Regions from separate parts of the Homo sapiens genome. Here all the other regions are linked to region 1. Evidence: read pairs that join two places in POLR2A ChIA-PET (ENCODE). Cell type or tissue: PC-3. All regions are shown on one strand. Region 1 has its middle 99 kb from the start of LINC02300. Region 2 overlaps LINC02300 (long intergenic non-protein coding RNA 2300). Region 3 holds the start of LINC02300 (long intergenic non-protein coding RNA 2300).

The links. Peaks named below come from ENCODE experiments on the same cell type or tissue, not always from the same donor. Only the 100,000 strongest peaks of a DNase experiment are listed, where the experiment ranks them.
Region 2: POLR2A ChIA-PET joins it to region 1 with 7 read pairs; 2 of 35 experiments call an interaction of 5 or more read pairs at or near these places.
Region 3: POLR2A ChIA-PET joins it to region 1 with 5 read pairs; 2 of 35 experiments call an interaction of 5 or more read pairs at or near these places.

Annotation. Positions count from the first base shown.
Region 1 is chr14:28,510,968-28,518,967 of GRCh38, reverse strand. No RefSeq gene overlaps it. Among named protein-coding and RNA genes, the nearest start is that of LINC02300, 99 kb to the left of the region's middle. In PC-3, no CTCF peak of the experiment used is centred here; a DNase peak (open chromatin) is centred at 3,177; H3K27ac peaks cover 509 bases.
Region 2 is chr14:28,596,792-28,604,791 of GRCh38, reverse strand. All of the region lies in intron 2 of LINC02300 (long intergenic non-protein coding RNA 2300), which reads left to right. LOC107984684 (a long non-coding RNA gene) reads right to left here. Exons shown (of 3, transcript XR_001750691.2): 2 at 4,867-5,075; 3 at 1-1,213. Among named protein-coding and RNA genes, the nearest start is that of LINC02300, 13 kb to the left of the region's middle. In PC-3, no CTCF peak of the experiment used is centred here; no DNase peak of the experiment used is centred here.
Region 3 is chr14:28,606,105-28,614,104 of GRCh38, reverse strand. It overlaps LINC02300 (long intergenic non-protein coding RNA 2300), which reads left to right and starts at 448. Exons shown (of 3, transcript XR_001750690.2): 1 at 448-646; 2 at 1,627-1,783. It overlaps LOC107984684 (a long non-coding RNA gene), which reads right to left. Exons shown (of 3, transcript XR_001750691.2): 3 at 7,995-8,000. In PC-3, a CTCF peak has its summit at 4,684 (motif pointing right); a DNase peak (open chromatin) is centred at 4,694.

The DNA of each region.
Region 1 (8,000 bases):
TTAGCTTGACTGTGAAAATTATTTCACAACATATGCATATATCAACATATGTTGTACCCCTAAATATATACAAGTTTTTTTTTGAGGTGGAGTCTCGCTGTTTCACCAGGCTGGAGTGCAGTGGCATGGTCTCAGCTCACTGCAACCTCCACTTCCCGTGTTCAAGCAATTCTCCTGCCTCAGCCTCCCGAGTAGCTGGAACTACAGGCACGCACCACCACATCCAGCTAATTTTTGTATTTTTAGTAGAGATGGGGTTTCACCATGTTGACCAGGATGGTCTTGGTCTCTTGACCTCGTGATCCACCTGCCTCGGCCTCCCAAAGTGCTTCGATTACAGGCGTGAGCCACTGTGCCTGGCCATACATACAATTTTTATTTGTTAATCATACTTCAATAAATCTGGAACAAAAAGAAAAATAAAACAAAAGATATAGAAAGTTTGGTACTGTCTTTAAAATTGTTAAGAAAGATATTATGGATAAAGTGACATTTGTGCAGAGCTCTATGGTTGTGATGAAGCAAGCCATGTAGGATATCTGGAGGAAGATCATTCGAGGCAGAGGGAATAGCAAAGGAAGAGGCCTTGAGTTTGAGATATGCTTGCTGTGCTCCAGGAACAGCAAAGAGGCCTGTGTGTCAGAAGTAAATGGGTACAGGAAGAAATAGTAGTAAATGAGACTAGAAAGGAGTGGGGTGCTCCATTATGTAAGTGCTTGTAAGCCATCATAAGAACTTTGGGTTTTGGAGTTAGAAAGCCACTGGGAAGTTTTGAGCAGAAGCATAACAAGAATCTGCCTTGTGCATTAGAAGGACTACTCTGTGTTGAGAATGGACTACTTATGAAGGGTGAAACAAAAGTTAAGCAAAAGACCATATACTTGTGGGCCACATGGATGTTTTCTTTTGAAAAGTGTCTGTTCATACCCTGTGTCCACTTTGTAATGGGTCTGTTTTTTGCCTGTTCATTTATTTAAGTTCCTTATAGATTCTGGATATTAGAGCTTTGTCAGATGCATAGTTTGCAAATATTTTCTCCCATTCTGTAAGTTATTTGTTTACTCTGTTGACAGCTTCTTTTGCTGTGCATGAGCTCTTTTGTTTAATCAGGTCCCATTTGTCAATTTTTGTTTTTGTTGCAATTACTCGTGGCATCTTCATCATGCAATGTTTGCCAGGGCCTATGTCTAGCATGGTATTTCCTAGATTATCTTCCACAGTTTTTATAGTTTTAGGTTTTATATTCAAGTCTTTAATCCATCTTGAGGTAATTTTTAAATATGATATAAGTGAGGCGGTCCAGTTTCAATCTTTTGCATTAGGCTAGCCAGTTATTCCAGTACCATTTACTGGATAGAGGTTCTTCCTCCACTGCTTTCAGTGTTAGGTATATACGCAAAGGAATATAAATCATTCTACCATAAAGACAATGTATACATACACTTATCACAGTACTATTCACTGTAGAAAGACATAGAGTCAGTCTAAATGCCCATCAATGATAGACAAGATAAAGAAACTACTGTACATATCCACCACAAAATACTACATAGTCATAAAAAAGAACAAGGTCAAATCCTTTGCAGCAACAAGGATGGAGCTGGAGGCCATTGGCCTAAGCGAACTAACACAGAAACAGAAAACCAAATCTGTATGTTCTCACTTATGAGTGGGAGCTAAACACTGAATACACATGGACACAAAGAAAGGAACAATAGCCACCAGGGTCTACCTGAAGTTGGCAGGTGGAAAGAGGGTGAAGATAGTACCTAGCAGGTACTTTGCTTACTACCTGGGTGACAAAATAAACTATATGCTGAACCCCTATGGCGTGCAATTTACCTATATAACAAACCTGCACATACACCCCTGAATCCAAAATAAAATTTAAAAATAAAGCAAAGAGACCATTTATAATTCAAGAGAGAGATGATAATAGTATAGGCAGTGAAGGTTGGGAGGTGTGATTGAATTCACAATACCATTTGCCTTGAATTTGCTGATGGATTGGATGTTCGATGTGAACCTGAGAAGGAAGTCAAATGTTTGAGGACAACCTGACAGGGTTGCCATTGTCCACAACAGGAGAAAGCAAGACTCCAAGAAGAGCAAGTTTCAGGGATTAAATCAGAAGTTTGTTTTTGGACACTTTAAGGTATCTATTTGAGCTACCCATTAAAAACAAGGATTTGGATTTATGACTCTGATAGGAAAAAAAAGATCCAGAATGGAGATACAAATTTGGGAGTAATTCTCAAGTGTATGGTGTATATTATGAGATGTGATCATTAAAGATCTGAGTGGAGAAGAAAAAAGATGAGTGAATAAGCCCTTAAGTATGGCAACATTTAAGGTTGAAGGATAAAAAAGAACAAGCAAAGCATACTGAGAAAGAGTCACAAATGAAGAAGCTGTTTCATAAAGGAGAGAATTATCAGTTGTAAGTTACTATTAATAGGCAACTAAGATGGGATGAAGAATTAGCCATTGGAATTAGCAAAGTTTCAGTAGGAAAGAGAGGGGTGGATATCCCAGAGAATGAGAATGGAAAAATTGGAAGAAGTAAGTACAGAAACATTTGATTTATGATACTTAAGTACTAACCCATGGATCAATATTTAACATATATATTTTGACTTATCTCCAGCAGAATACAGTCAGATTTCTAATGAGGAATTAAGTTCAACTTATGCTCATAGTGAAATGGAACAGCATCAGGTTTGTAAAGAGAGCCATTATAGCAGAGAAAAAGTTTATTAAATCTTCATTTCAAAAAGTCTTGGATTAGAATGACACCTATGTTAGTTTGCAAAAGTTAACTCACATTTCTGAATTTGTTTCATTCAACTCGGTACATGCTTAGCTTATTACCCAGAATATAGTCAGCCCTTGAATGGTTGTTATTGTTCTTTTTGTTTTTCTAACCATACTAACTTTCTTCATGTATCCATTATTATCTGTGCCACCTTACCTGTGACATTTCTTCACCAATTAAAACTGTTAGTAAAGCTTAAAATTTTTTTAATTTAGTTTTATTCAGCAATTATAGTGAGTTAGAAAATTCATGGAAGGAGAAAATCCCTTCTCCTTCCTAATTCTGCATATCAAATTGCTGGGGAAATGAGCCAGCTTTGGTTGCTTAGTGAGTCACCTCTCCCTTCTCTAAGATTCTTGAAACTTGCTGTACTAATCCATTCTCACAGGGCTATGAAGAAATACTCGAGACTGGGTAATTTATAAAGGAAAGAGGTTTAAGTGACTTACAGTTACGCATTGCTGAGGAGGCCTCAGGAAACTCACAATCATGGCGGAAAGCAAAGGGGAAGCAGGCACCTTCTTCACAGGGAGGCAGGATGGAGTGAGTGCAAGCAGGGGAAATGCCAGGCACTTACAAAACCATCAGATCTCATGAGAACTCACTTACTATCATGAGAACAGCACGGGGAAACTACCCCTGGGATTCAATTACCTCCACCTGGTCCAGCCCTTGACGAGTGGGGATTATGGGGATTAAGGGGGTTACAATTCAAGATGAAATTTTGGGTGGGGACACAGCCAAACCGTATCACTTGCATATGGTTAGGGTTATCACATGCCTTGTTTTATGTCTGTTGGCTCACCAGAATTACTAATGACCCTTTTAAATTTCAAAATTGTTCATGTTTTTTAGAATATAGTATGTAATTGACCTATTAATGGGACAGGCTTTAAATCTGGGCTCCTGTACTGGTCTCCTGTATTTACAGTCTCACTTTTACCATGCAAATACTAGTTCTTGTTCTCTTGTATTTGAAGTCATACTTTGATCCTCCTTTGGAGCTTTATAATCACATTCATTCTATTTCTATTGATTTTTTCCTCTTACTTTTATTTTCTCAACCACTTTTCTTATTCCCACTGTCAATGTGCACCTAGCAAACAAAACGTTCTCTTAATCCTGAGAAATTGTTGTGGAAGTGGTGTCAAAGTCTGCATTTCAACATGCGGAAATATTCTACACTTTGTGAGGAAAATATTCCGTTAAAAAATAATTTTCTCTTGCTTTGAATAACAGATTAATTTTTTAACTCATTTGATAAAATCACTTAAAACTTTTACAACACTGAGTGTTTGGGATATACTTTTATTTTTTGGTCAAACCTCAAATGTAATATTATAGGTTGTTATTGATCATTGTGGGTTTTGACATTTTCATAATATCTGCAGGACTATTTCCTAGTAAATCTTTCCAAAGTTATGTGTTGTGTCCATACATGAATATAACTATTTATTTGTTATGTTTGTTCTACTTATCTCGTAGGTATCATCAAAGTTGTCTGGCACAGCATTGAGAAGGCATTTACAATAAATGGCAGCATTGCATTGTTTTTACTCATAAAAATGAATAATGAATAAATAATATGAAAAATTATATTCTGTCATCATGCACATGAAATCTAATTTGATTAACTTAGCACTTTGTAATGTTAATATTCTATTATGTCATAAATTATATGAAATATAAAAGATTCCAGATTCTTAGATTGAAAGAAAAATCTAGATGATTTCTTGTGAAGTTTATGATATTCATGACTTTATATACACATATTACATATTTAGGCAAATTTTTGAAGGATATTACTAATGTAATATTTATGATTAAATTTTAGCTTTAATACTCTGCTTTTCTTTTTCTCCTGATATTAAGAAAGAAAAACTGGAATCCATTTCAAGCTAAAGAGGAAATTCAACCTGGACTATCTTTCTTTCAAGAAAATTAACAAAGTACCAATGGAGTTCTTTATCTATGGAGTGCAGACTTCATTAATTAATCCTTTTTATCTGTGACAGCTAAAGGTAAATCTAGAATATTCTGCCTCCTTGAAATTATTTCTAGTTTTACTTTTACTTGCTAAACTACATTCTTTCAACCATATGTTATCTTTTGTTAAGCATGTAGAAATTAAATCAAATGGTATTGCACTGTTTTTTGCCTTGCATTGACGTTTTAAAAGATAGCCATTTAGATAAATACTTTTTCATATTATTAACTTAATAATTTTGAGAGCAACAGAAAGCAAATGGAGAATATTTTTGTTACTCCTCATTTTCATAATAGTGGAAGGTGGAATTCATATGGCATTATAAGTAGAAATTTTCTGCATCACTAAGAACATGGCTTACAATATAATGCCTCCTGGACAATTCAGAAAATTATTCTCATAAGAAAAACTTCTAGTCATATATCATGCACTGTCTGCACTATTTTTCTCCCTTTTCACTAAATATGCTTTCCACAAAAAAGGAATACAGTATTTAGTTCATCACTTCCTGCTATCTATTCCTCATTCCAAACCAATATGTGTTCTGATCATTTACTTTAGAAATAATTATTATTCAACAGTGCAAAAAGATACCATGAAAATGCAAGACAACGAAATCCTGAAAACATATATGTTTTTCTTTTGGACTTAATGTTTTAACTGTTTTTGTTGAGGCCTCAGCTGCTTATTTAATGCTGATGATTTTTTTTCCTTCATTTAGGGCCTTGCCATTAGACAAATACCTGCCAGGAACCAGTAATGGGAAAACATTCTAGTTACATGGATATTTGTTCATTTAACAAATATTTGTTCACTTTTAACAAAAAGTGACAAGCGTGTCACATTTCATCAGGTCAGGTTGTGTCTCAAGAAAACAGACAATATAAGATAAGCCAGTTCAAAGAGACATGCCTCATCCAGAGCACAGAAGAAAGGAAACATCAATTGCTTAGGATTAGAGAAAGAAAACTCAAACCCACTTATAGGTTAAAAATCACCTGAATTTCAAATACACATTTGCAACAATATAATTGTTTTTCTATTGTATATATATTAAAGCGATGCCTTTTGTATTTCTTATCTATAATAGTTATTTGCTCAATATATTTATATAGTGCAGTGTATTTAACAGCTCTATTTTAATATAAAATTAGGATGGTGGTCCCTTGATTTGAGGGAACATACCATCTGAAGGATTATCTGAAAACTCTGTTATCCAATACAGTAGCCACTAGCCACCTGTGGCTATTAAATTACAATGAAATCAATTAAGTTAGGTGTTTTAGTTTCATAAGTCACGTTGCAATTGTTCAAGAGTTAGGTGTTATTATTAGTAGCTCCTATATTCTCCTATATTGAATAGCACTGAGATAGAATATTTTCATCACAGAAAGTCCTACTGCACTGTGCTAATTTAGAATACTACAGGTAAAATGTAATTCTCACATATTGAAGCTATGTATAAAGTATCCAAAAAAGTGATTTCAGGGTCAAAAGTATGTATTAGTCAAATACTTTTGGCTTAAACATATGAACTGGGCACTGTTTGTGCTAGATTTTACTAGATATCATTGCTTCTAATCACTCTCTGAAGAAGAGATAGGTAATAAATGTATATAATGTAACCTGTATATACAGACATATCTATTTATACACAGGTATCTGTATCTAACCATCTGAATGTATATTAATCTAACCATAAATTCATACTAATGTCTCCAAATCTAATCCTGTACCAAGGAGTTCATTCTAGCCTTCTTTTTACACTTTTCTGTAACTTTCTTCTCTGACAATGAGAAATTTGGATCTCATAATTAAGAATTTAATTATTAACCCTGATATACATGTACAAAAGTTTCAGAATTGTATCTCATATCCTGTACGTGTAGCTTTTTATTTCTTCATTTGAACATTTAAATAATACCGTACGTAGGATTTGCTGGCAATATGGCTGAATAGGAACAGCTCCGGTCTGCAGCTCCCAGCGAGACTGATGCAGAAGGCAGCTGATTTCTCCAATTCCAACTGAGGTACCTGGTTCATCTCATTGGGACTGGTTGGACAGTGGGTGCAGCCCATGGAGTGAAAGCCAAAGCAGGGTGGGGCATGGACTCACTCGAGAAACATAAGGGGTCAGTGGATCTCCCTCCCCCAGCCAAGGGAAGCCGTGAGAGATTGTACTAGGAGGAACAGTGCACTCCAGCCCAGATACTGAGCTTTCCACACAGTCTTTGCAACTGGCAGAACAGGAGATTCCCTCCAGTGCCTATGCCACCAGGGCCCTGGGTTTCAAACACAAAACTGCATGGCCGTTTTGGCAGTCATCGAGCTAGCTGCAGGATTTTTTTTTCTTTTTTTCATACCTGGTATGCCAGCAAGACAGAACCATTCACTCCCCTGGAAAGGGGGCTGAAGCCAGGGAGCCAAGTGGTCTGGCTCAGTGGGTCCCACCCCCACGGAGCCCAGCAAGCTAAGATCCACTGGCATGAGATTCTAGCTGCTAGCACAGCAGTCTGAGGTCAACCTGGGATGCCTGAGCTTGGTGCAGGGAGGGGCATCCACCATTGCTGAGGCTTGTGTAGGCAGTTTCACCCTCACAGCATAAACAAAGCCACTGGGAAGTTCGAACTGGGTAGAGCCCACCCCAGCTCAGCAAGGCTGCTGCAGCCAGACTGCCTCTCTAGATTCCTCCTGTCTGGGAAGGGCATCTCTGAAAATAAGGCGGCAGCCCAGTCAGGGACTTACAGATAAAACCCCCATCTCACTGAGACAGAGCACCTGGGGGAAGGGGCAGCTGTGGGCACAGCTTCAGCAGACTTAAATATCCTGGCTTGACAGCTCTGAAGAGAGCAGCAGATCTCCCAGCACAGCGTTCAAGCTCTGCTCCTCAAGACTGCCTCCTCAAGTGGGTACCTGACCCCTGTGCCTCCTGACTGGGAGACACCTTCCAGCAGGGGTCAACAGACACCTTACACAGGAGAGTTCTGGCTGGCATCTGGCAGGTGTCTCTCTGGGACAAAGCTTCCAGAGAAAGGAACAGGCAGCAATCTTTGCTGTTCTGTAGCCTCTGTTGGAGATACCCAGGCAAAGAGGGTTTGGAGGGGACCTCCAGCAAACTACAGCAGACCTACAGCAGAGGGACCTGACTGTTAGAAGAAAAACTAACAAAGAAAAAGTAATAGTATCAACATCAACAAA
Region 2 (8,000 bases), 86 kb before region 1:
GCCTTCTTTATCAGTCGCTTGAGGATCTTATAAGCTATTGAGTTTAGAGTTTTTAAGGTGTGACAGATGACTCCAAATGGCTCCTCTGTAGCTAAAATTTGGAGCTATAACTTGAACTTAAAATTTGAAGTTATATCTTCAAATTTTAGCTACAGAGTATAGGCTGGTTCTTACACTCCCAGCCTCTACCAGGGGGAAATACTTTTTGTATGGCCATAGTTATCTGAATATTTAAACTGAATTCAGGAAAAATGGGATATCCTGCAGTAGACCGAACACTTCATTGTAACTTTGTTTTTCTGTAGCTTAGTACAGTGCCCTGTAACATGTAGGTTCGGAATATATGTTCATTGAATGATTGTATTTACACTTACTAAACTGGTTCTACTCAGATAAAGGTGCCCAAAGGGTCAGTTTGAAAGTGACAGTAAATGTTACTAGCAATTAATTTTATCAGAGAAGATACTAGGGATTGGAAGGAGGAAGAGATGAGGAAAGAGAAAGGAGAAAGAAACAAAGGTAAGCAGGAAAACCAGGGGAGTTGGACGTGTCCTTCAGGAATAGGTAAAAATTCAATGTGTTCAGGTGGTGGACAGTATCAGGCTAAAGCTGGTGAGCTGAGTGTTTGAAGTTTTTAGAATAAATTCAGGGTATTTAGTGGGTGCTCATAGGAGATGAAACTGCTTTAATTAATGGAAGACAGTCAATAACTTTTTGTTTAGTTTTATTGTAAGTTGGGATGAACAAACAACTCCTTTCCTTGTAAAGTCTTTGGCTTACATTTATCCATATTTCATGTCCATAGACCAAAAAAAAAAAAAAACCAAACAAAAAGACTTTGTATTAACTACTAGAACTTATTGAGCAACTCTGTAAATATCAGGTCAAGAAAAACAGACAACGATTGACTAGACATTTAAGAAAAGCAAATGACATAATTTTACTTCAGTCTCCTGATTTTCATCGGCTCATTTCTAGTTTTCCCAGTCCTGGAGAGGTGGATCAGTGCAGTTTGACATAGTGCCAATTCCGGATTCTGTTCCCTTCTGCTTGGTTCATTCTTTTTGCTCTCTGCCAGAAGTCGGTATTATTTGAACTTTAGTCCAAGTACTTCTCATCTCTCTTTATACTTTCGTTTCTCACAGTATCAACTCTCACTTCCATGAAGCTGATTTCCAAGTCGATCTCAAATCAATTCTTCCTATCTCCTTATCTATATTTAGAACAAGCACTGTTGTATATTTACAGAATGGTATTGTAGGGATATAAAATTAAACCTTATAAATGACATTCTTTTGTTAACAAAAATCTTTAATTTCTATTTTTTCTAATTCTCTCATTCTAGTCACTTAGACTCAAATCTTCAAATTATATTTTATACAATTAACTCTTTTGATAGCTACTATGCCTGTTCTTTTATTCTCACATTCAGTACTTTGTGCCTGGGTTTGTGAAAACCATCTTAACTTGTACTCCCTCCTCTTTGAAATATCATTCTGTACATCAGACAACTAGTAGACAAGTGTAGCCAACCAGTTTTTCTACAACTTTCATCAGGATATTTAAGTTTATCTTCATTTTGGCTTCAGCTTATTTTTCGAGTCCTAAAATATTTTTTAATTTCTTCACTTCAGACAGAGTATCCCATTTACTTAATCAATGCATTTTGCCTTCATACCTTTATCTATATATACATAATTCTTTCTCTGTAATTATCCTGACACTCTTCTCTGTGTCTATTAACCCTACTCATTTTTAAAAGTCTAGTACAAATTTGAACTACTTATTGAGTTTTCTATATTCAGCCTAGAGTTCAACCTAGAGTTACGCATTTTCTGTATTTTGATACTTTTGACATTTTGCAGGTCGGTCTGCTTACTGTTCTTCAGCTATCATTTTGTAATCAGGTATCTATAAAATGTCTCAAGCTCTTTCTCCTGCCTTTATACCTCCTTCAATTTTACCAAACTTTTAATGTCAGATCTACGAGAAAATCTGGTCTAGACTTAAGTTACTTAAGTCAAGGACTGTATCTCATTTATCTTTAGATTGCTGACACTTAGTGTAGTCTCTGGCATGTCAAAAGTACTTATGAATACTTGTAAAATAAATGAACAAATGGCCTTTCACAATGAAACCTTCCAGAATACACCCAATCAATACCGCTTTCCCACATTCCAAATATCATTCTATTAGCTTTCATATAGCCATTTGCTTTTTTGATTAGCTTTTTTATATAGCCATCTTGATATGGTTCGGCTGTGTCCCCACCCAAATTTCATCTTGAATTGTGGCTCCCATAATTCCCACGTGTCATGGGAGAGACTTGTGGAAGGTAATTGAATCATGGGGTTGGGTCTTTCTTGTGCTGTTCTTGTGATAGTGAATAAGTCTTACAAGATCTGATGGTTTTTTAAAGGGGAGTTGTCCTGCACATGCTCTTTCTTGCCTGCCCCCATGTAAGATGAGAATTTGCTCCTCATTTGCCTTTCACCGTGATTGTGAGGCCTCCCCAGCCATGTGGAACTGTGAGTCAATTAAACCTCTGTTCCTTTATATATAACCCAGTCTTGGATATATCTTTATTAGTAGCATAAAAGCTAAGTAATACACACGTAGACTTAGTTCTTTTTTTAATTTTTATTTTTAGAGTTGGGGTCTCACTCTGTTGCCCCAGTGGAGTATAGTGGCTGTCATAGCTCATTGCAGCCTCACACTCCTGTGCTCAAGCAATCCTCCTGCCTCAGCCTCTCAAGTCACTGGTGGCATGAGCAACCACACCTGGCTCTAAATTCTTTTTTTTTTTTTTTTTAACAGGAGTCTTATCTGTTGCCCAGGCTGGAGTGCAGTGGCACGATCTCGGCTCACTGCAAGCTCTGCCTCTGGGGTTCACGCCATTCTCCTGCCTCAGCCTCCTGAGTAGCTGGGATTATAGGGGCCTGCCACCACGCCTGGCTAATTTTTTGTATTTTTAGTAGAGATGGGTTTTCACCATGTTAGCCAGGATGGTCTCGATCTCCTGACCTCGTGATCTGCCCGCGTCGGACCCCCAAAGTGCTGGGATTACAGGCGTGAGCCACCATGCCCCCTTAAAGTCTTTTTTCATTTTAATGTTATTTTTCTTAACTAAATTGTAGGAACTTGAAGATTGATGATTATATATATCCCACAGTGCATACTTTACCCAGAGTAAGCACACAGTGTATAATTTTGGAAAATTTATTTTTTCATGGTGTTAGTGTTTTCATGTAGTACATATTTTACATACATATACACATGAAGAGTTCAGTATGTTCAGAACTTTGGAGACTCAATAATTCAGATTATTTATTTATGTTTTTAATGCTGCTAATTCATGAAAATTACCGAGGCATCTTAAAAATAAATAGGATATAAACAACATGATTTACTAAATCGAAGAGAAATCAAAACCAATGAAAAGAAGCTGGGATAGCTACTATTGGACACTGCAGAATGAATTACTGTGCTTGAGATTCAAATTTAGCTTTGGTTCAGAAAGTAAGGTAAAACAAGAAAAGTACTTAGGTATGTAGTTACTTTATTCTGAGAATATACCTTTAAAGATAAAATTAAGCACACATATTCTTCTGGGTATTGAATTTTTTAATCTGTTATTGAATTAGGAAGGTGTTTATTTCATGTTTATAAATAAGCAAGATATATAATTGCTCGAATAAACATTTCTTGTGTTGGTCCTCTAGGAAATTTGAGGGCTATTACAAATTTCTGAAAAACCTAATGAAAAGGCACTGCGGGAAAAAGGTGCCACTCTAAGCAACTTTGGAAAGGAATGGAAACTAAGACTGATGGCAAAAGCCCTATAAGCACTCTATGAGCTGATGAAGACTATATTCTAGTTCATAAAGTTGTTTTCCACGGGAATATGGATTAACTATTTTGAACCAACTATACATGAATCCTGGAACTGAAAAATTAAGTAATAGATGGCTGAAGGTGAGAGCCAGTTTTCTCACTTTTGAAGTGGGAGGTGACAAACAAACAAGGGGAGAAACATGGATGCATTACTTACCTATAAGGTAGTTAATGAATTAGAGTTGGAGATATCAGTATAAATTATGTTTAGCTCAATATAGATAAAAATAGATACATATAGAAATATTTATAAATATATGTGTGTATACTGGTTAGTATACACACATATATTCTTTTACTCTGAGAGGGCCAAGAAACAAAGATATTCCAGCAGCAACAGGCATATTTGGGATCTAGACCTTGTTTCTAAAACCGTCGTCCAATGAAAAGAACCATGGCTTCCTGAAGAAATGACTGGTTGTTGGGCAGGAAATATATAATATAATCCTGGAGCATCTTGTGGTGTCAAAATTTAAAGAAGTATCCAAAGACCCATATACATACACGATCACTCACCCAATAATGAGGGTATGGGGTATGTCAAAGGGACATTTGAACCTTCCGAAAGCTCTTAAAATGGCAAAATCCAGTACATGTCGAAGAATCATGAACATATTTAATCATATCCCAGAGTATCAAATAAATACTTATAAGCTCATCCTGATATAAACAAATGACTGGATAAATAGGTTCATGGAGAAGAATACACAAATATACTCTTGCATAGGAAATTCCAGATAATTTATGAAGATATTCTGCTCTCAAGGAGGTGGAACATAAGCTTACATTCCTTTCTTATGGATTGGATTAAATGGCTTCCTTCCAAAGAATGCAGTATGGAAAGGCAGAAAAAATACTAACTTTATAGTGGAAAAACCTGATAAACACTGCCTCTTCCAAGGGGTTCAGATCAAAACACAACCCTGATGTCATATGCATCCTTAATATGATGTGATAAGAATGGCACTTTACCTCTGTTGTCTTCTTCTTACTCTTAACTTCAGTCTAATCACGAGAAAAAATCAGACAAATCCCAAATGAGAAACATTTTACAAAATACCTGACCAGCACTCCTAAAAACTGCCAAGGTCATCTAAAATGAAGAAATTCTGAAAGTGTCAAAGCAGGAGGTGATGAAGGAGTCATGATGACTAAATACAGTGTTGCATCCTGATAGAATCCTGGAATAGAAGGAGAATATTAGGTAAAAAATAAGAAAATCTGAACAAAGTATGCACTTTAATTAATAACAGTATGTCAATATTGATGAGCTAATCATGACAAATGCAAGAGGCTAATGTAAGATTGGGTGTGGGGTATATGGGAACTCTCTGGGCTGTCTTTGCAACATTTTCTTAAATCCCAAGCTATTCTAAAGAAATGAGATTATTAAAAATAAAACTTAAAGCTTAAAATCAACTCATCTCTGAAATATGTGCAATCCTGAGTTATGATTCAGATATGTTAATTTATTATCTTGTTACATGTCATAAAATAGGGAACAATGAATATATATCATCGCCATAAGATACTCTCAAACACTAGATGCACTGTCTTAGTCCATTTGTGCTGCTGTAATAAAATAGCTGAAACTGGGTAATTTGCAAACAATAGAAATTTATTTCTCGCAGTTCTGGAGGCTAAGAAGTCCAAGATTCAGGATCAATTAAGGCCAGCAGGGTCAATGTCTGCCAAGGACTGCTTTCTGCTTTAAGATAGAGTCCTGTTGCTGTGTTCTCTGGAGGGGATGAACGTTGTGCTCTCACATGATGAAGGAATGGAAGAGAAGGATTTACCCTCTCAAGCTCTTTTAAAAGATTGTAATCCTATCAATGACAGTGGAGCCTAATCATTTTCTAAAGACCCCACCTCTTAATACTGTTTTGCTGGGGATTAGGTTTCAACCTCATTTTGGAGGGCAAACAGCTAAGCCATAGCATACACTGAATAATTTTTTGAGAAGGGCTGGATTTCAGGAAAGTTATAGTGAATTTCACCATTGAATTTTGAATTTTTCCAAAGACCTTATATCTTGCATTGACATATAAAGAATCTACAAAGAGGTAGACAGATTTGACTATGGAGACATTTTTAAAAAGTCAAAGAAGATCATAAAGTGATAATGCAAAGGGAAAATTAGGAGCACATATGAGAACATGTGAGATATGAGAACAATCAAGTTAATTTATGGAGCTGTCAAAACATTAATATGAAAATATGAAGGTTCTGTTAGAATATGAAAGAATATGATCAACCAATTTATAAGATAATAAACAGTCCAAAACTTAATTATATATTTAATTTTTCCAGGAATTTAATAAATATGGATGCAAAAACCACAGATACAATTATATGTATTCAAATAAATAATTAAAGATTAATACTCAGTAGTAATAAATACACATTACCATGTGTAAATTCTTACTGTTTTGGGATCTGAATTGGCATATTTCTAGAATAAAAGTTAAATAAATTAATAACTTTGGACTCCTAGGAATGCATTCATAGAGAATAATTAGAACAAAAATTTCAATTAGGCATGCTTAACAGAGCTTTATTTGTAAAAAGGAAAAAGTGGAAACAACCTAGATAATCAACGGTAAGGGGCTGGCTAAGTAAATTAGACTACATCCATGTGAAAGAATATTTTTTCAGTATGTAAAAATTATATTTAAAGCAGATCAATGCTAAGTAAAATATTTAAAGTAAAAATATTTAAAGCTAAATCAATGCTAAGTAAAAATTATAGTATACCAAATTGTATACAAAATATAATTCAATTGAAAATGTAAATCCAAATAGTAACTGGAAAGAAATACGTTTTAGTAGTGGTTATCTCAGAGAGGTGAAATTATGGTATGATTTTTGCACTTCTCGAATTTTTCTCTATTGGACATGTATCTATCCCTTTATTCATAATAAGAAAAGTATTATTTAAAGTAAACATACTAATATCCACATAACATGCATAAGCCTCTGTGTGAATAATGAGAAGACACATGGGAAGGGGCTGTGATAAGTCATAGAAGTCTGTAGGAGAAATATACTTAAATTTTACTTCTTACAAAATAGAGAGGCCTTTGCTTTGGAGTTTGGGTTAAAATCCAACATAGTAATGACCTCTAATATAGTGAGAGGGGGAGGATTTCTGTGTGTTTGTTCAATGGTAGGGCCATGACATACGGCCTTAAACTTTCTCCTCTGCTCCCAGGAGCAGATCAAAGTTTTGTGAAGGTTCAGGCTTATACAATTTTGGCAGTCCTTTATAAAAAGTAATGCAAAGTTATTAATGTAAAGTTTGGCATGGGGGTTTGGAAATGACACAAAAGAGTAAAGGGTCCTGTAACTGCAGTATTATTAGCCACGTGGTAAATATGTCTCTGTTGCTCCAAAAAGTGAGGGGAATTTTCCGGTAGGCTCCAAATTTAAACAGGTATCAGCTCTTCCCCTTCATCCCTGCACAACATTCTAGGTAACTCAAGGAGGTCTGTAAAACAGTTACAGCCACAGTTGTTTCCAGTACTATTAATACTTTCTAAGTATCATAATACTTTGCTTGCCATAGTTCTTAAGTGTTTAGAAGCACATACAAACCTTTGGGATGTTTAGCAGGTAGTCAAGAGAACTTCATTTCCTTTGTTGTTTGGCTCTTTGCTATGGGATTTATACTCTCCTAAAATCTCCTGATCCACTTTAATATGAGCTACACATCTCAGCACATAATGTATTTCCAAGAGTCATTTTCGTCTTCTGCTCACATGGTTTCTGGAAGACCTTTTGTGTGTAGACCCTTGCTTTCTGTATGAAAGGCAGGTCATTGAAGGAGTGAGAACCAGCTTTCTTCATTTTTCTAGATCGTCATTACTTTTCATTAAATGAAATCAGATGGATTTTTTTTTCAATCTGAACCAACTACCTTAAACTACTGAAGATGTCTTTAGGCTGCTTCTCAGTCTTACTTTTTAATTGTGTGTGAGTTTTCATGATTTACTGAATCTTTGTAGGCACTTTCATCGGAAGTTGTATAGGCTGCCTTAGATACTGCTAGTAGGACGTTGCTATGGATTCGTGGTTCTGCTAAATAGTTTTGTTGGTTATGGATGCTT
Region 3 (8,000 bases), 95 kb before region 1:
TTTGAAAAACAAATCTGTCATAAAGTTTCCCAGTGAAATGAAAATTACATTTCTTCTCTCTTCTCTACACACTAGCTCAGGCTGAAGGAATTACATGCTGCAATAACTCTCTGCTCTCTGTGCTCCTTAGAGTTGTCATTATCAAATACAAAAGTCTTTGCCTGGCTTTCACGGCAATTCATCATGTGGGTGCCTTCCTTTCACTTGCTTTTATATTTTCTTGCCACAAAAGTTCTTTTGTAAACATCGGATATTGACTTTAAGAGCTTATACAAAGTCTTTTTTAATAGGTTTTTGATGCAGTGAGCGGTAAATGGTGTTTGTTGTCTGTAACTATTCCACACCCTTGCTGAGACTTCCTTATAGGTGGAGCATACTTCCTCAATCCACTGACCTGAATCTTGACCATGTGGCTTACATTGTCCAGTGAAATATAAGGAGAAGTTCAGTGTGACAGTGAGGAGTGCAGACTTTCAGATGCAATGAGTGTTTCTTCTCGTTGTTCTGTGCTCCTGTCCTGCACCATAAGAGCATGTCCCAGGTCATCATGTTCTTTTGACCAGGCTCCTGGAATGAGAGACGCTTGGAGCTGACCTGAACTGGACCTCTAGAAGCAGAGATGCTGAGAACATCTGCAGATACATGAGTAAGATATGTGCACTTGCTTTTTGTAAACTACTGAGATTTTAAGGTTGTTACACAGCATCATCATAGAAATAGCTGACTAACATACAACCGTTCTAGAAACCAGGTCTATAATCACAAAACCAATCATAACCCTGAGGTTTAGTTTCTTCCTAGCTAGTGAGCTTTGGGCTAAGTGTTTTGAAGAAGTGTTAGATCATAGTTACAAAGGACTTCTTTTATGTGTTGGGAAAGCTGGGATTCTTTATTTAAATATCAAAATGATCTTAAGTTTGTTGTTAGACATATTCCAGTTCTCAGTAGAATTTAAATAGCAGAAATTAGCTACTAGAAATGAAGTCTTTTAAAAGTAGAAAATTAGTAGAAATGTGTATAAATTAATTTGATAGAAATTAGGTTTTGTCTGAAACGACTTTCTGATTAAATCTTCTTTGGACAAGATTTCTGGAGGTGCATCTTGAGACACACAGACTTTTCCTTGCTTACTCTTAAATTGGTTCTTAAGTTTTGGTCTTTTAAATATGAGGAACAGATTATGCTTAGATCCTTTATCAACCCTTCTAAGTCTACGAAGCCGTGTTTTCACAGACCATCTAATTTTCATAAGATAAACTTAGTTTCTTGATTCCTTTTCCAAAACAGCCATTTTCTAAAGGGTTTCCAGGAGGAGTTATTTCTTGTCTCTTTTTGTGGTCTTTCTAGGGTCCTTTATAAGACCTCATTACTAAAGCCCCAGAAAAGACATTGACACAAAATCAAGTGACTTTTCAAAGATCCATGAAATAGTGTCACAGATTATCTTTGATGTGTGACTGTAATTTGCTAGAGAATCATACCAGGTTAATGGCTTAACTCTCTGGAGCCTATTGAATTTATGCAGATACAGGGCTCTCAACTATCAAGGTCTCAACTGGAAAAGAGAGACGTGGAAAAGTCAAGATTTCATGTTTGTGAATTTATTATCATATTTTTTTTCCACAGTGGATTGAGCAGTCCCTGAGTCATATACTCTACCAGAGAATGAATGATGTCTGGTAAATAAGATGATGAATCTGACACATAAAAGTACTGAGGGCCCAGTCAAGGCAATATCACTGGCTGTGAAATGCTGAAGAGAATCAGTTGAAAGAGAAAGAAGGTAAACGTATTAGACTTTCAAAAAAGCATATGAAGTAGATTAAGAGAATTAATTGGAAATTATTCATCCAAATGGCTCTCAATAGGTAAAAGTAGAAATTATTTTATAAATCTTTTGGAAGCCAGTGTGAAACATTGTGTCAATAAAGGTAAAATGGAAGGTGGCCATCAGAGAGCATGTTAGGACACTGTAAAAATGTCATATCCTGTCCCTTTGTTCAAATGAGAATCACGTTATCACTGACATTGGAGTTTTTTGATGCCAAATTAATACATAGTTTTCTTATTTGTAGAAATTCTAAATGAGAAGAGCCTCACTTCTTTTGATCCTGTGGCATGTGGGCCAAGCCTACTGGATGCCTGTTTTTGTAAAAAAAAAAAAAAAGTTATTGTAACATAGATGCATGTGTTTGTTAGTGTACTGCCCATGGATGCTTTCATGCTAGAAAAGCAAAGTTGGGTTGTTGCAACAGAGAGTATATGGCCGTGTAACCTAAATTTTCTAATATCTGCTTTTTAGGGAAAAATTTTTGCTTGCCTCTGCTCAAGCACAATGGCTTTCACATATTTTGATTATCCTAAGGGAATAATATATTTTACATCGTCACCAGTGCATGAGCACCCACATACAAGAATATATCTGGGAAGACATTTCATGCAATAGTTGCTACTCAACAAGCCCTTTTTTTCCCTCTGTTTAATTCTATTCTGTTTCAGCTTTGAAACAATGCTGCTAACCCTTAGCTGCTTTAAAATATTTCACCCTCTGCCTCGGGACTATGAAAGCAATATTTTCTGCAAATGTCAATGTCACTCATCTGTTTAGAGTATTGAGTTTAGCTTAGCAGTGCATTTTATATAAAATAGAAACTTTATTATCTTTGTTAATGTTAGCAAGCAAACAACAAAAAAGTTGGTCAGACATCTGACATATTGCAATAAGGGAAAGGATTGAAAGGGACAAGATGCAGTCTATGAGAATATTGGAATGCTACTGACTTAATGACCTAACGTTGTTTGCAAGGCTTCCTCAAGAACCCAATTAATTTCAAATGGGTATCTTACATTCTTGAGAATTTTGCTCAACTCCATTTGTTATTGCTAGTTTTTTTATTTGTAGATTGAACAAGGGCTTCACATATAATACATACAGATACAAATCCAAAATAAGATATAAACTTGAATCACTGTCAAATTCTTTACTTTCTTTCATTCTTTTATTCATTTATGTAGTGAACATTTATTCATCGAGGCCAATCTCTGTTCTAAACACCATGCATATCTGTGTCACTCACAATATAATGATATCCTTATGAAGTGTACTGTTCAATATAAGAGACACAAATTAATCAAATAATCACATAAAACTGCCTTTGTGATAAAAGCTATGAAATTGAGATACATGTGCTATGAAGTACATAATAGGGCAATTTGACCTAGTCAGAGAGGTCAGTTGAGATTTCCATGAAGGAATAGTGATAGGGATAATATCACAAGGAATTTCAGGGCTGAAGAGGACAGGGATGAGTGAGCTCTCACAGTATGATAATGTATGCCCAGAAATATACTCCAGCTTTCTCCTTAAACATTGCTATTTTTTTCATTTCTCCAGCCTTTCTCTGGTGGTATTTACAATCAGTTATTTATCTTTTTTCCCACTGCCTTTAGTCCACAAAATGAAGAGAACATAGTTTAAAAATTCTATTATGTGTCTATCTATTTATTTGAATATTTCCATATAACATACTTTTACATTTGTGGAAATTGTTCCTGTTCATTTGGATTAAGTCCTAGACAGTTTCCCTAAATAGCTCTGTAAATCATCATGAAGACATGACCTTGGTTTTCAATCAGCTTATATTTATGGTTGGGAAATGATTCCTTGTGAAGCCAATAGGTTCAGAGTCACTGACCAAGGATTTATGGTTGCGCTTATTATGACGGGCTTGGACTCTAGAATGATAGCAAGGTAAATCCACTGTAAGAATGGATTTTCTTGTTGAGATCTAAAGCTTTACGTTTTTTTTAAATCTATAGAAGTCTCATTTGGTAAAGCAACTGAAAAACAAATCATAACTTTTCTTTTTCATGCTTATTTAAAAGATACCCATCTGCTTAGTTTCTGATCCTTAATATGTTGACATGACTAGAATGTTTTTATTTTTTGCTAACGTAAGGAATGGAGCAACAAAGAGATTTCAATTTATACAGTTTGTCTTTGTAACCATACTCCCATGTGAGTAATGTGGGATAAGCAAGACAGTTGTACAGCTGCTTTGCTAGAGATGAAGAGTAGAATTTTACTGTAGGAAAAATATTGAAAGTGCTAATTTGGTGCACAAATCTATAGCTAGACTCAGTCCAAGTTGACTAAATGGGTAATAGAATAAAATACTAAATAAAGACAAATGTACTAGTAAGTATCAGTAAGTAGTAAGACTGTATTCCAATTTTTTTCTCAATAGAGTGATAATATTTTAGTAATTTATTTCAAAAGTTAAATAGATAAAAGAATTTGTGAAAACTGGGTTTCAAATATAAGAGCTATTAATATCCACATGCAGAGCAAGGAGGCTAATTAAACGTTTTTTTTTCATCCTCCTGTACCCCAATGACCTACTCTTCTAAGGAAATGCATAGAACTATAGTTAAGCAAATATAACTTGTAAATGTCTAAAAAAGATTACAATAAATTCAGTGACCTAGAAATCTGCTTTACCTTGGGATTATTGCATTAGTGTATTGCTTCCCTCAGATATGATGTGAGTGTTCAAAAGTTTTCCTTACAAAAGTCAAGACTGGTCTTTGCTGCTAAAAAGAACAACACAGGAAAACATTACAGCCCTTTTTTTCCTCCTCTGAGTTACAATGCTAGGAGAGTCATAGAGGCCTGTCACCACGAGATGGCGCTCAGCTTCCGTCTCAAAAAGAAGTGAGTTCCATGTTTTTCAGCCCCTACTTATTACCATTCATTTCAAGGAGTGAAAAACAGTGTTCAGAGAAAAATCTTTGTTAGCACAAAGCGTCTACATTTGTGAGAGACAAAATTATGTTTCTAGTTCATTCAAAGACTAGTTGCTAATCTCGGAATTTTGCAAGTTAACTCACAGGAACATGAAAAAAAAATCCTACATTTATTGGTTAACTAGGCACACTCATTTGCTTTTTATCAGTTCATTGATGTTTTATGGGGAAGCATGGAAAAGGCAGTTGACATTTTCATGCATTTTGAAGGAAGAATAAAATGGCTGGTTCTCGGCTGTGCTTGTTCACAGGTTTTGTAAGCCGAGGAAATGGATACTACGGTTGTTTGTAAAACCGGATCCAAACAAAGGAAGAGAGCAAGGATGCTTTCCTGCAACATTGACACATGTACCACTCTCTAGAAAAAGGATGAGGCTGCAGAAGAAGGTTTTAGCTTAGCATTTCAATTCTAAAATGGATGGTCCTATTTAATTTTCCACATACAATAACTTTCCTCGCTGAAGAATAGATTAATATTACTAATCTCACTTATGTAGCAGCCTTAAAAGGCCAGACCAACACGGATATTTCTAAAGCAGATTGTAGTCATTTCTGCCGGTATCGTCAATTCCCTACCCACACTGAAAGTCATTGTGTTGGTAATCTCACGCTATTGCTTCAGTAGGCGTCTGCGTCATTCTTTGCTCTCCGTGAGCTATAGACAGGCATAATGGATGAAGTGATGAGAGGGCACAATGATGAATTAATATCCCAGAGGTCCTAAAACTAGTCACAATGAAAGAAGGCTTTTCTGTGGCCACTGGGTTCCTGGAGTTGTGTTATGAAATGTGATTCTGGGGTTGTCTGCTTGCTGGTATTCCTGTAGAAGGATAGAGGGAAGAGTTCTCTCAACTGCAGGAGAAAAAGAACAAGAAAAAGCAAGACATACATGTACTATAATGAAATGGGATCATAACTATATATGTGTAAATATATACACATATATACACGCACACACCAGGTTTTTGTATAAATAAATGTGAAGTTTTCTTTTTATCAAGCTTTGCACTATATAAAACATCTACACTGGTTGCAGCTTTACTATTTGTTTTTGCTTGGCATTTTGTTATAGAAATAGCATACATATTAGTGGTACATTAAGCTGCTTCTTCTAATATATGTGGATTAAGCAGCAGAAATAGCTTTTCTATTCTTTGCCATCTTTGGAAGTGTTATTGTGGAAAACAAAGTCAAAGCAGACATGATGAGCCAATGTCAATTTTGATTATACCTTATTCTATTTGTTCTTTTATGTATTTTCAAACTCTCACCGAGTGCCACCTTACACTAGGCACAGTACATGACGCTGAGCATAAAGGCGGGAAAGAGATCACAGTTCCTTCCCACAAAGATGCAGAAATGAATATGACTCTACCTGCAATAGTGCAGTATTACATGAACTGTGGTGGAATTGGAACAGTGGCATTTAGCTCAATCATAGTTATTAGCCTAAAATATTTCAATTAAAGATTAACTTACTACCAAAAATATGTAAAAATCATTTTCTCTGCGGGGACAGGATAAGCTAGGAAAGATGCAAGCTTAGAAAGAAAGAGCATGAGTGTGCTTCCTTTGTCTGAGAGATTATTCCCTTCTGGCCAGAAGAGGGTTGGGGATGGAACTCGGAAAGAAGAGTGCACAGAGAAGCTTAACCAGTGTTTTGCTGTTCTCGCATCATATATTTATAATGTGTTTTTACAGTTCAGTTTGATGAATTATGTTTTTCTGGGATGAAAATATTTTCACATCCAAACACAAAAATGTAGTTAAAAGTATTTAAGGGAAACATAAATAGTTAAAACAGCCAGTTTAGGCAACTCATGTACTTTCTTTTCTCCATTCAAACAGATATTTGAGAATTCACTATATTTCACAACTGATTTTCACTCCCTGTATATTGAAACAAACTCATACATATCTTAATGACATGCTAATCTGAAATAATGAGCCTCATATATAATACTTGTGTCCTTTAAAACGAATACATAACCATATGCTATAATTTTGTGGTGCTTGTTAATTAACACAAGTAGTCCTAAACTTTTCAAAAACGAGGGAGTAGACACCATGATGTGAACATTAAAACAAATAAATACACATACATTATATAGTGTTTAGTTCATGAGCTGGTTTGAAATTTGCTCCATGATTTTGATAGGTCATCTGTATTTGCTCTTGTGTGAAACACTTTCAATAACCCTTATTGGTAAAGCACTTGGAGATCATTGGTTGAAAAGTGCAATTGACTCTGAGTGCTGGCTTCAGAGCCTTACAATTGAGAGCCATCATAAATTTTATTTTTGCTGGCATAAATACGGAGATCTTTTTTATGCAGAGAGGGAGCTCTTTTATTTTGTAAACATTTTTATGCTAGGTGCTTCAGTAATGAATCTTAGATCAGTATAAAAATTGTTTGCAATAATAATCTATATACCAGTCTCTATGTGATGTTCTTATAGCTTTCTCTGCTTGCCCTGGAATAAGAAAGCATTAATATTTTGAAACAATTCTGTATGTGTGATTGTCTGTTTTTATGGTAATCAGAATACAAAAGATAAAAACACGCAGGTTTATTTTGAAAAAAAGGTGTTTACTTGAGGGATCTTTTCTGATAGCATAGATTTCTGTTAGCTTTTTAAATTTAAACAAGTATTCTGGGATAATATTAAATTTATCAGCCACAGAAAGGGGAGCTTTGTAGTTGTTGGAAATCCTGTTTTATCACCTATCACCCAGAAATAAAAGAAATCTTAAAGGATAAAGGTAGAAGTAAATTCAATTTTCCTTGGTATCAAGTTAATTTTTTCAATCAGAAGTTCTTTGAGCAGGTGAAGAAAAGACACTAAAAGAATTGGAAGCTATAGTAAAAGCCCTGATGAAGAATACATCATAAATAACTAACAAACCATAAATGAAAATTGGGTGCCTTTAAGGCGGGAACTACTAACAGGCTGCCAGGCAGCATTTGACCTCTTTTAATGGAAATTTTAAGAGAGGACTCGAGGTGATGAAGGGTCATTGAACCGGATGTCAATGGCTCCTGAGTAGTACTCCAGGTGGGCTACTAAGCTCATTCTGAAGGATGATGTAGATTGGGGTGCATCAATCAGCCAGGCAGAAGTCAACTCCCTGACCAGTTCTTTTCTGTAGTAGTTCAGACACTGCACAAAGTACAGGAAATCAGGTTATTTATT